Regions from separate parts of the Homo sapiens genome. Here region 1 is linked to region 2. A link is an interaction called in ENCODE POLR2A ChIA-PET data of the cell type or tissue named here. Cell type or tissue: K562. All regions are shown on one strand. Links, peaks and the distances in the headings refer to the core of each region. The heading gives the core; the rest is flanking DNA. Region 1 overlaps DRC1 (dynein regulatory complex subunit 1). Region 2 overlaps SELENOI (selenoprotein I).

The links. ChIA-PET counts read pairs that join two places held together with the same protein. Peaks named below come from ENCODE experiments on the same cell type or tissue, not always from the same donor. Only the 100,000 strongest peaks of a DNase experiment are listed, where the experiment ranks them.
Region 1: POLR2A ChIA-PET joins it to region 2 with 5 read pairs; 11 of 35 experiments call an interaction of 5 or more read pairs at or near these places.

Annotation. Positions count from the first base shown.
Region 1 is chr2:26,404,662-26,410,044 of GRCh38, reverse strand. All of the region lies in intron 1 of DRC1 (dynein regulatory complex subunit 1), which reads right to left. Among named protein-coding and RNA genes, the nearest start is that of DRC1, 5.4 kb to the right of the region's middle. In K562, for the core only: no CTCF peak of the experiment used is centred there; no DNase peak of the experiment used is centred there.
Region 2 is chr2:26,350,122-26,355,504 of GRCh38, reverse strand. The region is part of intron 1 of SELENOI (selenoprotein I); the gene reads right to left. Among named protein-coding and RNA genes, the nearest start is that of ADGRF3, 6.0 kb to the right of the region's middle. In K562, for the core only: no CTCF peak of the experiment used is centred there; a DNase peak (open chromatin) is centred at 2,394.

The DNA of each region.
Region 1 (5,383 bases), core at 69-5,068, 55 kb before region 2:
GGATCTTTTTTTTCCCTCTTTTTCCCCCAAAGACTTCAAAACTCTCTCTGAGGATCTGAATGATCATCTTTTTGTGGTATTCTTGTTTTTTTCTCCCCACATATAGTCTTAATGTCCTCTTAGGTGCTTTTTTCTCTTTGTTAATTTTCATATCTACCATTCATGTTAAAGACTTTCCTCAGATGCCTAGAAATCCTCAGTTACTGACTCATGACAAGAACTAAAAAGCCTATGAAAAAATTAAAACATGGGTTAAAAATAAATAAACACTGTTTTACGTGGAAAAAATCAAGCTAATGATAAAACAACTCTTATGAGGTAGCTTTTAAAGCTGTTTTCACTTATATCATGTAATTTTAGAACTTTGAGTTCCATTATTCTAGTTGTTGCTGAATGTGTCTATTGCTCTTATTTTCAAAATGTTCTCCAAATTCTTGCCTATCTTGTCTGAGATGTACCAAAGACCTAAAGCTATAAGTATAATGGTAACTTCCATGACAACTTGGGAAAAGGATACTAATACTACCAATTTTACATGTCACCATCTTCACAGTAGCTACCTAGTTGTTGTTAAAGAAACAGCTGCCTTTAAAAAAAAACTACATAAAGGATGGTTTGTTTTGGTTATGTGTACATAAACACACCTGATTATACAGAATCCAAGAATTTAGAGAAAATAAGGACAAATTAGTATCATTTCAATCTAAGTCCCTAGCCATTTGGAAGCTTGTAATATGGTGTCAGGATAAAGCAGAAAAAATAAATTTTAATAGTGTGACAAATAAAAATTTAAACATTAAAAACAAGCTGATGGGGCTGAGCACAGTGGCTCATGCCTGTAATCCCAGCACTATGGGAGGCCAGGGCAGGAGGACCACTTGACCCAGGAGTTTAAGACTAGCCTGGGCAACATAGCAGGACTCCATCTCTAAAAAAAAAAAAAAAATTAGCCGGGCATGGTGGCCTGCACCTGTAGTGCCAGACACTCAGGAGGCTGAGGCAGGAGGACTGCTTGAGCCCAGGATTCAAGGTTATACTAAGCTATGATCAAACCACTGCACTCCAGCCTGGGCAATGGAGTGAGACTCTGTTGCTTAAAAAATAAATAAATAAATAATAAAAATAAATTTTTTTTAAAGCTGACGGGAGCTGTGAGTACAAGGGTGTGGCTTAACAACTGTGCATGTCAGCGTGGGCTGATTTAATCGGGCTGCTTTGTGAGCAAACCCGATGTTAGTGTCTTTATTATTTTTATTTTATTTTATTTTATTTTTGAGACAGAGTCTCCCTCTGTCACCCAGGCTGGAGTGTAGTGGCACGATCTCGGCTCACTGCAACCTCCGCCTCCCAGGTTCAAGCAATTCTCGTGCCTCAGCCTCCCAAGTAGCTGGGATTACAGGCATGCACCACCACGCCGCTAATTTTCATATTTTTAGTAGAGACGGGGTTTTACCATGTTGGCCAGGCTGGTCTCAAACTCCAGACCTCAGGTTATCCACCCCTCTTGGCCTCCCAAAGTGCTGGATTACAGGCATGAGCCACTGTGCCCAGACCAACATTAGTGTCTTTAAATCCTTCTTTTGGGGCTGGTCGGATTCCACAGAGAAACTTCTCCAGCCTCCTGCCTGGAATATGAAGGCTGAAGTGCCACCATTCCAGGAACTGGTGAGAGGAGAGCTGGAAGGTCCTGGCATCCACTGTGCATATTTTCCCTGAATCCCCTTATTTTCCATGAAGTATCCTTGCCTCGCCTCTGTCTAGCATCCCCCAAGCCCTAGATCCTCCGCTTGACTTTCTCCAAACCTCCAATCTTCTGTGCAAAGAGAGAGAAAGGTTCTAGGCATCTACCTATTAATTTTCCAATCGGTTGTCCTTATTTTGGTTCCCTTTGTCACCTCCACTTCTAGATGTCAACTGAAAAAGAGTCAGAATCCACAAAATCAAAAGAGAACTTTATTTCTAAAGGACACAACCTGCAGGCAGGAAGCAAGCTTTCAACTGAGACTGAGAAGCAGGCTTTGAAGGGGAGAAAATAAGGCAGATATTTCTGCTAGGTGAGGAGGTAGGAAACGCATATTCTACAGGATATAGGAGAAGGTTGTGAATATTTACGGAGAAAACTCATTACGCACGTGCATTAGGCTTACATGTGCACGGAACATACAACAATATGCTACTCATGTTCACTTTGGGGTGGAGATTTAACATTTAAATGTACTACAATTGGGTCATAAATGCAAAAAGGTGATGCTTAGGGCACAAGTCCAGGATCTGTGCAGTCTCAGGGAACCGGTCCAAACTGGCCTGAAGTTGGCAGTCGTCCAGGAAGAGGTCTCTGTGGTCCAGGGTTGTTGTCAGGTTGGAACCATAAACATGAGGAGGAGGGTGCCGGGTGGTCGGACGAAGTAAGCCAAGGAGTCTTCTGGCCTTTTGTCATCTTCAGGTCAGCCTTTGATAAGACCTCATAATAATTAGTAAAGGGACGGGGGTAGCAGGAAGTGGACATGTCCAGTCTCCTGTCACTGCTAAGGGCTAAGAACTTTGAGGTCTCTCGGCCACAGAGGTCCTGTCACTCCATTGGAAGGGCCATAGGATTTTTTAAATCCTCACGGATGAATATGATATGCCATCAGTCTCCTAGTCTTTGGGGATTTAGTGCAGAGTAAATCAAGGGGGTTCTCAGCTTTCTTCACTATCAGCTTATTTTTCCATCTTCTTGAATCTGCTCACCCATTTACCATCTATCTTGTGCTTCCCAGCATCCACAATTTCATTGCTGTTGAGTCCTCCTGATCTTGACTTTGTGGATTTGCGTCTTTTTTACTTAATCCCCTTAAATATCATTTTAATGGAGTTAAAATGATAGAGATCTAAGGTAGATGTATGTGTTCCATCTCGCATCTTTACCCAGAAGTGACATCTCCCGGCTGGGTGTGGTGGCTCACACCTATAATCCCAGCACTTTTCGAGGCTAAGGTGGCAGGATCACTTGAGCTCTGGAGTTCAAGACCAGTCTGGGCAACATGGTGAAACCCCATCTCTACCAAAAATACAAAAAATTAGCGGGGTATGGTGGTGTGCACCTGTGGTCCCAGCTACTCGAGAGGCTGGGGTGGGGGGGATCACTTGAGTCTAGCTGGTGGAAGTTGCAGTGAGCCAAGGTCACACCACTGCATTCCAACCCGGGTGACAGAGTGAGACCCTGTCTCAAAAAAAAAAAAAAAAAAAAAAGGAAAGTGACATCTCCCAGAAATGTCAAACCTAAACTAAGACACCAGAGATTGGGAGTATCAGGGCCATTAGCACATTATTCCTATTCTTTTTGGTTTTTTTGAGAAGGAGTCTCGTTCTGTCATCCAGGCTGGAGTACAGTGGCTCGATCTTGGCTCACTGTAACCTCCACCTCCCGGTGTTCAAGCAATTCTCATGCCTCAGTCTCCTGAGTAGCTGGGATTACAGGAGTGTGCCACCAAGCCAGGCTAATTTTTTGTCTTTTTAGTAGAGACAGGGGTTTCACTATGTTGGCCAGGCTGGTCTCGAACTCCTGGCCTCAAGTGATCCACCCACCTCAGCCTCCCAAACTGCTAGGATTATAGGCGTGAGCCACCACGCCCGGCTGTACTCTTTATATGACATTTGATTCTGTTAACTTTCACCTTAACATTACACCTCATGACATAAGAAGGCCCAGGCAGCAACAGCAGTGGGTATCACAGGCAACCGAGGGGTGGGTGCACTGCCTATAGGTAAAGTAAAAACAATACAACTGCTTTTTATTATCACATGTGCCAGCAATTCGAAACAATGTCAGTAGTAAAATATTCCTTTCTGAAAAAGCTCTTGTCAATCTAAGTTCTGATCCATTGCTGCAATTACTGTTGGCTATTAATAATATATATGTAAGCTTCAATATAACATATTTTAATCTCTTTTCCTTTAATTAACAGAGAAGTTAATTCAGGGAGCTTCCAGGCTCGCACAGACTCAGCTGCATGCATTTGTTTTGAGAGCACATTGAAATGGTACAGAATGGTCCCAGCTCACTTACGCACAATGCGCGGCCCCAACCACTAATAAAGAATAGAGGCAGGGCGCAGTGGCTCACGCCTGTAATCCCAGCACTTTGGGAGGCTGAGGCAGGTGGATTGCCTGAGGCCAGGAGTTCGAGACTAGCCTGGCCAACATGGTGAAACCCCGTCTCTCCTAAAAATAAAAAATTAGCTGGGTGTGGTGGCAGCTGCCTGTAATCCCAGTTACTCGGGAGGCTGAGCCAGGAGAATCACTTGAACCTGGGAGGTGGAGATTGCAGTAAGCCAAGACTGCGCCACTGCATTCCTGCCTGCATAGACAGAGTGAGACTCGGCCTCAAAAAAAAAAAAAAAAAAAAAAAAGATATAGCCTTTAAAAAAAAAAAACAAGACCACCATACCATTATCATAGCCAAAAAGTTCCTTAATATAATTGAATGCCCAGTACAACTCTTTACATTGACAGCTCTTTCTCACCCTCACTGACCACCTACCTTCAGGTGCCACATCTATTATTCTTCATATTTGCTCATTGCTTGTTTCCGTTAGGATTCTTTTCAAAATGTATAATTATGTTATTTGTTTACTTGTTTAGTTGCACTTTATTTTTTCCCATCTCCCTCATTAGAATATAAGCTTCCTGAGAACAGAGATTATATTTGCCTTGTTTATCATAGAATCCCCAGCACAACTGCCAAGGTCAGAGTAGCAGACAAGGGCTTGATCCACAGAGAGTTTTAAAGATGGCTTACAAAATATGGCATCATTTGGTGCAAAACGAAAGGGCAGCCAACAAGAATACAACTCATAGGTGCTCACCAAAGAAAGCAGCAAAGGATAAATAGGCTAAGGGTGCACGCTGGTAAAGATTCATGCTCCCTTGCCCAATTCCTGAACCTAAGCCAGTGTTCAGAGCCAGAATCTATTGACTGAAGAGGCAGCAGGGTCCCCACAAGGAAGGATCTGGAACACAACGGCAAATATATATTGTAATGATTCCCCCAGTTCTTCCCCAAAGGGGCCTAGGGTCATCTACTCAGGAGGGCTGCACAATAAGGAAAGAGGATACCCAGAAATGTTTAGGATTAGAACAGGGTCTGAGTTACCATTGACACCCAGAGACCCAAAGCATGCTCCCACCCACTTAGAGTGAGGACACAGGGGAGGCAAAGTCCTACTTACAGAGGGTCTGCCAAGTCTGTGGACTCAGCCAGCAATCATGTCTCTAATGGCCAAAAGTATAATTGGGACCTACATACTTAGAAGTTTGAAAAACTCCACTCCTTGGCCTATAAATAGAGCTACCATAGTGGGGAAGGCCAAAAGGACATCTCTGAAACTGCACCTCAGTACAC
Region 2 (5,383 bases), core at 143-5,142:
GCGTCATTTAGTGAATGAACTTGAAATCTTTGCTGAGGAATTTGGATATCAAACACATGGAAGCCACTGCTGACTCTTAAATAGGGTGCAGTATTTGAGAAAAATTATTTATTGTCTCTGTGCTATTACATATAATTATTCTTTTCAGAAGAAATCTGAAGCCAAAGACTATCTGGGGGACCCAAGCTAGACAGACTCCTTATTACTCTTTCCAGCTGTCCATTACGTTGCCACCCTTCACTTCCTATCTGAAAATAGTTTCTCTTGGTATAACCACCAGGGATGTGTATAAGTGTGGATATATTATATGCTAGCCAATGTTCATTTGTGCAGGGAATCACAAATGTCAAGTTTTATTTATTTACTCAGCACTTATACAGCACTATGTGCCAGGCACTTTATAAATTTTAACTCATTCAGTTTTCAGAATTATCCTATGGGGTAGGTACTACTCCATTTCACAGATGAGGAAACCTGGTTAGATTAAGTTACCTGCTAAGTATCACACAGCTGGTATGTGGAAACTTTTTAACGTAATATTAGTCCAAAAGCTAATTATTTAATCAAAAGCCTTTTATCTCAAATAGAGCTAATCATAAATGAAATGGTCTTTATGCTCAACTAAATGCAAGACTAGTAAATTCAGGCCCGCTTGCCCCTACTAATAATTTTAAACCAGGGAAAGAGTAAACAAAATCAGGTTTTTTCCACTACATTTTCCCCATCTGCGTACATTAGATACACATCCAATTAAGCATGCCATTGAAGGTCTTTATTCTAATGTTTATATATCTTACACAAAAACAGCCAGTACCGCCAGGCGCGGTGGCTCACATCTGTAATCCCAGCACTTTGGAAGGCCAAGGCGGGCGAATCATGAAGTCAGGAGATCAAGACCATCCTAGCTAACACGGTGAAACCCCGTCTCTACTAAAAAAAAAAAACAAAAAATTAGCCGGGCGTGGTGGCGGCCGCCTGTAGTCCCAGCTAATCGGGAGGCTGAAGAAGGAGAATAGCGTGAACCCAGGAGGCGGAGCTTGCAGTGAGCCGAGATCGCACCACTGCACTCCAGCCTGGGCGACAGAGCGAGAGTCTCGAAAAAACAAAAACAAAACAAAAAAACAAAAACAAACAGCCAGTACCTACAAGGCAGAGTTTATATTTCACTCTTAGTTTTGAGAGGCAGAATAGCAGGAAGAACATGGACTCCAGACTGATTGCCTGAGTTCAAATCTCAGCTCCACCACTTACGAGCTGTGGGACCCTGAGCAAATTACTTAAATTTTCAGTGTCTCGGTGAAACAGGGAAAATAGTACCTCTTTCTCAGATGGCAGTTGTGAATATTAAATGAGATAATACACATAAAGCACTTAAAGCAGTGCCTGGCACAGAGTATACAATATATAAATGTTTGCTATCATTATTATTGTTATTCAGTATTTATGATGATAATGCTTTCCCTCACTGAGCTCCCAAGGCTCGGCCTGGTCACTTACACACCCGCCACTTCCTTGTGCTTCTAACATACCAGGGTCTTTCCAGTCTCTGTGCCTTGGTTCCCACGGGTGTCTTTGAATGGCACACCTTTCCCCGAGTTTCCCGTATGCAGTAGGCAAACTCTTATTTAGCAAAGAATTTCTTAATATTTAAGCACTACAGCAGTTAGAGAAACAAGCCATCATCAGTGAACTGTTATTTCAGAAGGCAGTAAAAGATCCAATTCAAGATGTTTCCTCCAAATAGCACCTAAAAATGTAGTAGCCATCTTCTTACCACTAAATCTCTCCCCTTCTGCAGTTTTCCACCCATCCTTCTTGTCTCTGCCAACTGCAGAAATAATTCTTTCTGCCAGACATATATAAATCACTATCTAAGACAACTAGAATACATTTCAAGCCTTATTAATGTACTTACAGGGAACAGAGGGCAGTTCCCCAAATCTAGTCAAGGTGACAAAGGTACAATTAAAGATAAGTTATGCTTCAATTAACTGTAATGGATCCAGGCAATGCCATAATTAACATATTGTATTGTAGTCAGCTTGTAGTCATAATAAATGAAAATCAAAATATCAAGAATTTCTCATGTTCTATTGAGGCTCTAAAAGGAAAAGTGTTCGTATCTTTGAAATTTTTACAGAAATGTCCTCTAATAGAGGACAACTCATTCACAAATGAGATTTCTTTACAAGTTTTCTTTGTTTTAATTCCAAGTCCATAAGCCACACTTTCATGTGGTCCCATCCAAGAGAAGTGACCTGTGCAAAACACTATTGTATTTTTTTAAAAAATTATATATATAAAACAGTATGCTGTTTCATAAAACCCTGCCTCAGTGACTACCACTTCTATCCACCCAGTCATCCTACCAGAACCTGAGTCATCCTAGACTCCTCCCCGTCTTTTATGTGGCCCTCTACACCACCTCCAGCTAGTCAGTCACCATGTTCTGCCAATCTTGTATCTTCAAATCAAGGATCACAGGGATCTAGCAGGTAAACTGAACAAAGCATTCCTGCATAAAGCATATGCATTGGTAGAGAAGTGGCAAATTAGAGAGCAAATAAAAAGAGGGCAAGCACTATTCAGCATCAGCTGATTCTTGTCAAGAGGAAGTTCAGGGCCAGTATAGTCCAATATTCTGGTTTTTTTTTTTTTTTTCAAGAGAATCCAGAAATCTGGACTTTTATGAGAAAGACACTAATTTTTTTTATTATTATTGAGATGAAGTCTCGCTCTGTCTCCCATGCTGGAGTGCAGTGGCACGATCTTGGCTCACTGCAACCTCCACCTCCCAGATTCAAGCGATTCTCCTGCCTCAGCCTCCCAAGTAGTTGGGATTACAGGCACACACCACCATGCCCAGCTAATTTTTGTATTTTTAGTAGAGACAGGGTTTCACCATCTTGGCCAGGGTGGTCTCGAACTCCTGACCTCGTGATCCACCTGCCTCGGCCTCCCAAAGTAACTGAGATTACAGGCGTGAGCCACCGCACCCGGCTAGAGATACTAATTTTTGAAAGAAAGCAAGTGTGGGCCAAATTAAACATAACTGTTGGCTAAATTCAGTGTGCAGGTCAACCTGTTTTGACGTCTATCTTTAGAATCCCCACTCCTTCCTTTTTATCCCCACCCCTTAGTTCAGGCCTTTGACATTTCTTAACTTAGTTTTATGCAGAAGCATCCTAAAAGGCCTCCAGAGCACCTCTATCTCTCTCCATCTTCTACACGCTGCCAGAGTGAGCTTCCTAAAATTGAAATGTGATCCTGTCTAGATTTCAATTTTAAACAGTGGCTCCCCAAAACCTATAGCACTATAATGTGCCTAAGAACCACTTAAGATATTTGGCTTTTTTTTCTTCTCTGAGACAGGGTCTCACTCTGTCACCTAGACCAGAGTGCAGTGGCGTGATCTCAGCTCACTGCAGCCTTGACTTCCCAGGCTTCAGCAATCCTCCCACCTCAGCCTCCAGAGTAGCTGGGACACAGGTATGCGCCATAACACCCGGCTAATTTTTGTATTTTTGGTGAAACTGGGTTTCACCATATTGTCCCAGCTGGTCTCAAACTACTGGGCTCAAGCAATCCACTTGCTTTGGCCTCCCAAAGTGCTGGAATTAAGGCCTAAGGCACTGCACCTGGCCTGAGGTATTTGTTAAAGATGGAAATAACCGCAATCTATCCAATCTGTATCTCCCAAAGAGAGCCAGGAATTTGCTAAAGACCCTCCCGAAGTGATTCTGATGCCAACAGTCCTTGAACCACACAGTGATCTACAGGATCAAATCCAGAAGTCCTTTACATCAAATCATTCCCCTCTGACAGCACCCCACCTCCCTCTCCAGTCTCATCTCCTGCCACTCCACCATTATGTCTAAAGACCTTATCTAACTTCTTGTGGTTCCCAGAAAATACCGAGGCCTTCATCACTTTACACTCCATTGCTCTCTTGTTCCATAATGCCTTTCTCCCCTCTTAACCTGGTAGTACAGTCTGATTTATGACAGTTTCACTCGTAATTTTTCAACTTTACGATGGTGCAAAGGCAACACGCATTCGGTAGAAAGTGCTATGATATTCTCTCAAAATTCTGGGCAGCACAGCGAGCCACAGCTCCTAGTCAGTAATGCAATCACAAGGGTGAACAGGCCAGGTGTAGTGGCTCATGCCTGTAATCCCAGCACTTTGGGAGGCCAAGGCAGGCGGATCACCTGAGGTCCGAAGTTCAAGACCACCCTGGCCAACATGGCGAAACCTGTCTCTACTAAAAATACAAAAATTAGCCGGGTGTGGTGGTGCGTGCCTGTAATCCTAGACACTCGGGAGGCTGAGGCACGAGAATTGCTTGAACCCAGGAGGTGGAGGTGGCAGTGAGCCGAGATTGTACCTCTGCACTCCAGCCTGGGCAACAAAACGAGACTCCGTCTCAAAAAAAAAAAAAAAAAAAAACAAACAAACAGTGAACAACCAATTCTCTACTGCACTGCCAGATGATTTTGCTCAAGTACAGGCGAATTAATCTAAGTGTTCTGAGCACATTTAAGGTAGGCTAGGCTAAGCTATGATGTTCAGTAGGTTAAGTGTATTAAATGTATTTTTGACTACAATAGGTCTATCAGGAACAGAAACCCATCATAAATGGAGCAGCATCTCTCTCTCTCTCCTTCTCTCTATATAATATAAATATACATATTCATCTTTCTAGACTGAGCTTTGCCTTCACCTCCATCCCCTGAAGGCTTTCTCAACTCTAGCTCCCACTCCCTGGAAGCTGCCTCCTCTCCTCTTCCATAGCAGCCAGCACTTGCCTAACTGGACTTATTAACTTTTTATAACTGTTCATTTACATGTTCACATGCCACCAAACTGAGTTATTTGAAGACAAGAATTTCAACTTAGCTTAATTTTGCAGCCCAAATGCTATGCCTGACACTGAGTAGACCCTCAATAAATGCTTGTTGAATAAACAAAATCAAACTGTATGATGGCCAGGCACGGTGGCCCCTGCCTATAATCCCAGCACTTTGTGAGGCCAAGGGAGGAAGATCACCTGAGGAATTCAAGGCTGCAGTAAGCTATGATCGCACCACTGCACTCCAGCCTGGGCGACAAAGCAAGACCCTGTCTCTAAAAAAAGATAAGAATGAAAATAATTTTTTATGAAATTTTCAGGAACTAGTAAGGTTAAAGGCCAGATTCTGGTTCTTTAGTATTACCATTAAGATGCAAACACAATCTCTCTTTACCACCTCTAATTGTAATACTAATAAATTCACAATTATCATGATTCCTATAATCAGGCTGTTGTTGAGAGCCAAGTTAATTAATTACCATAATATCAAAAACCAGTTCATCATGAAACTATATATATATTTATACACAC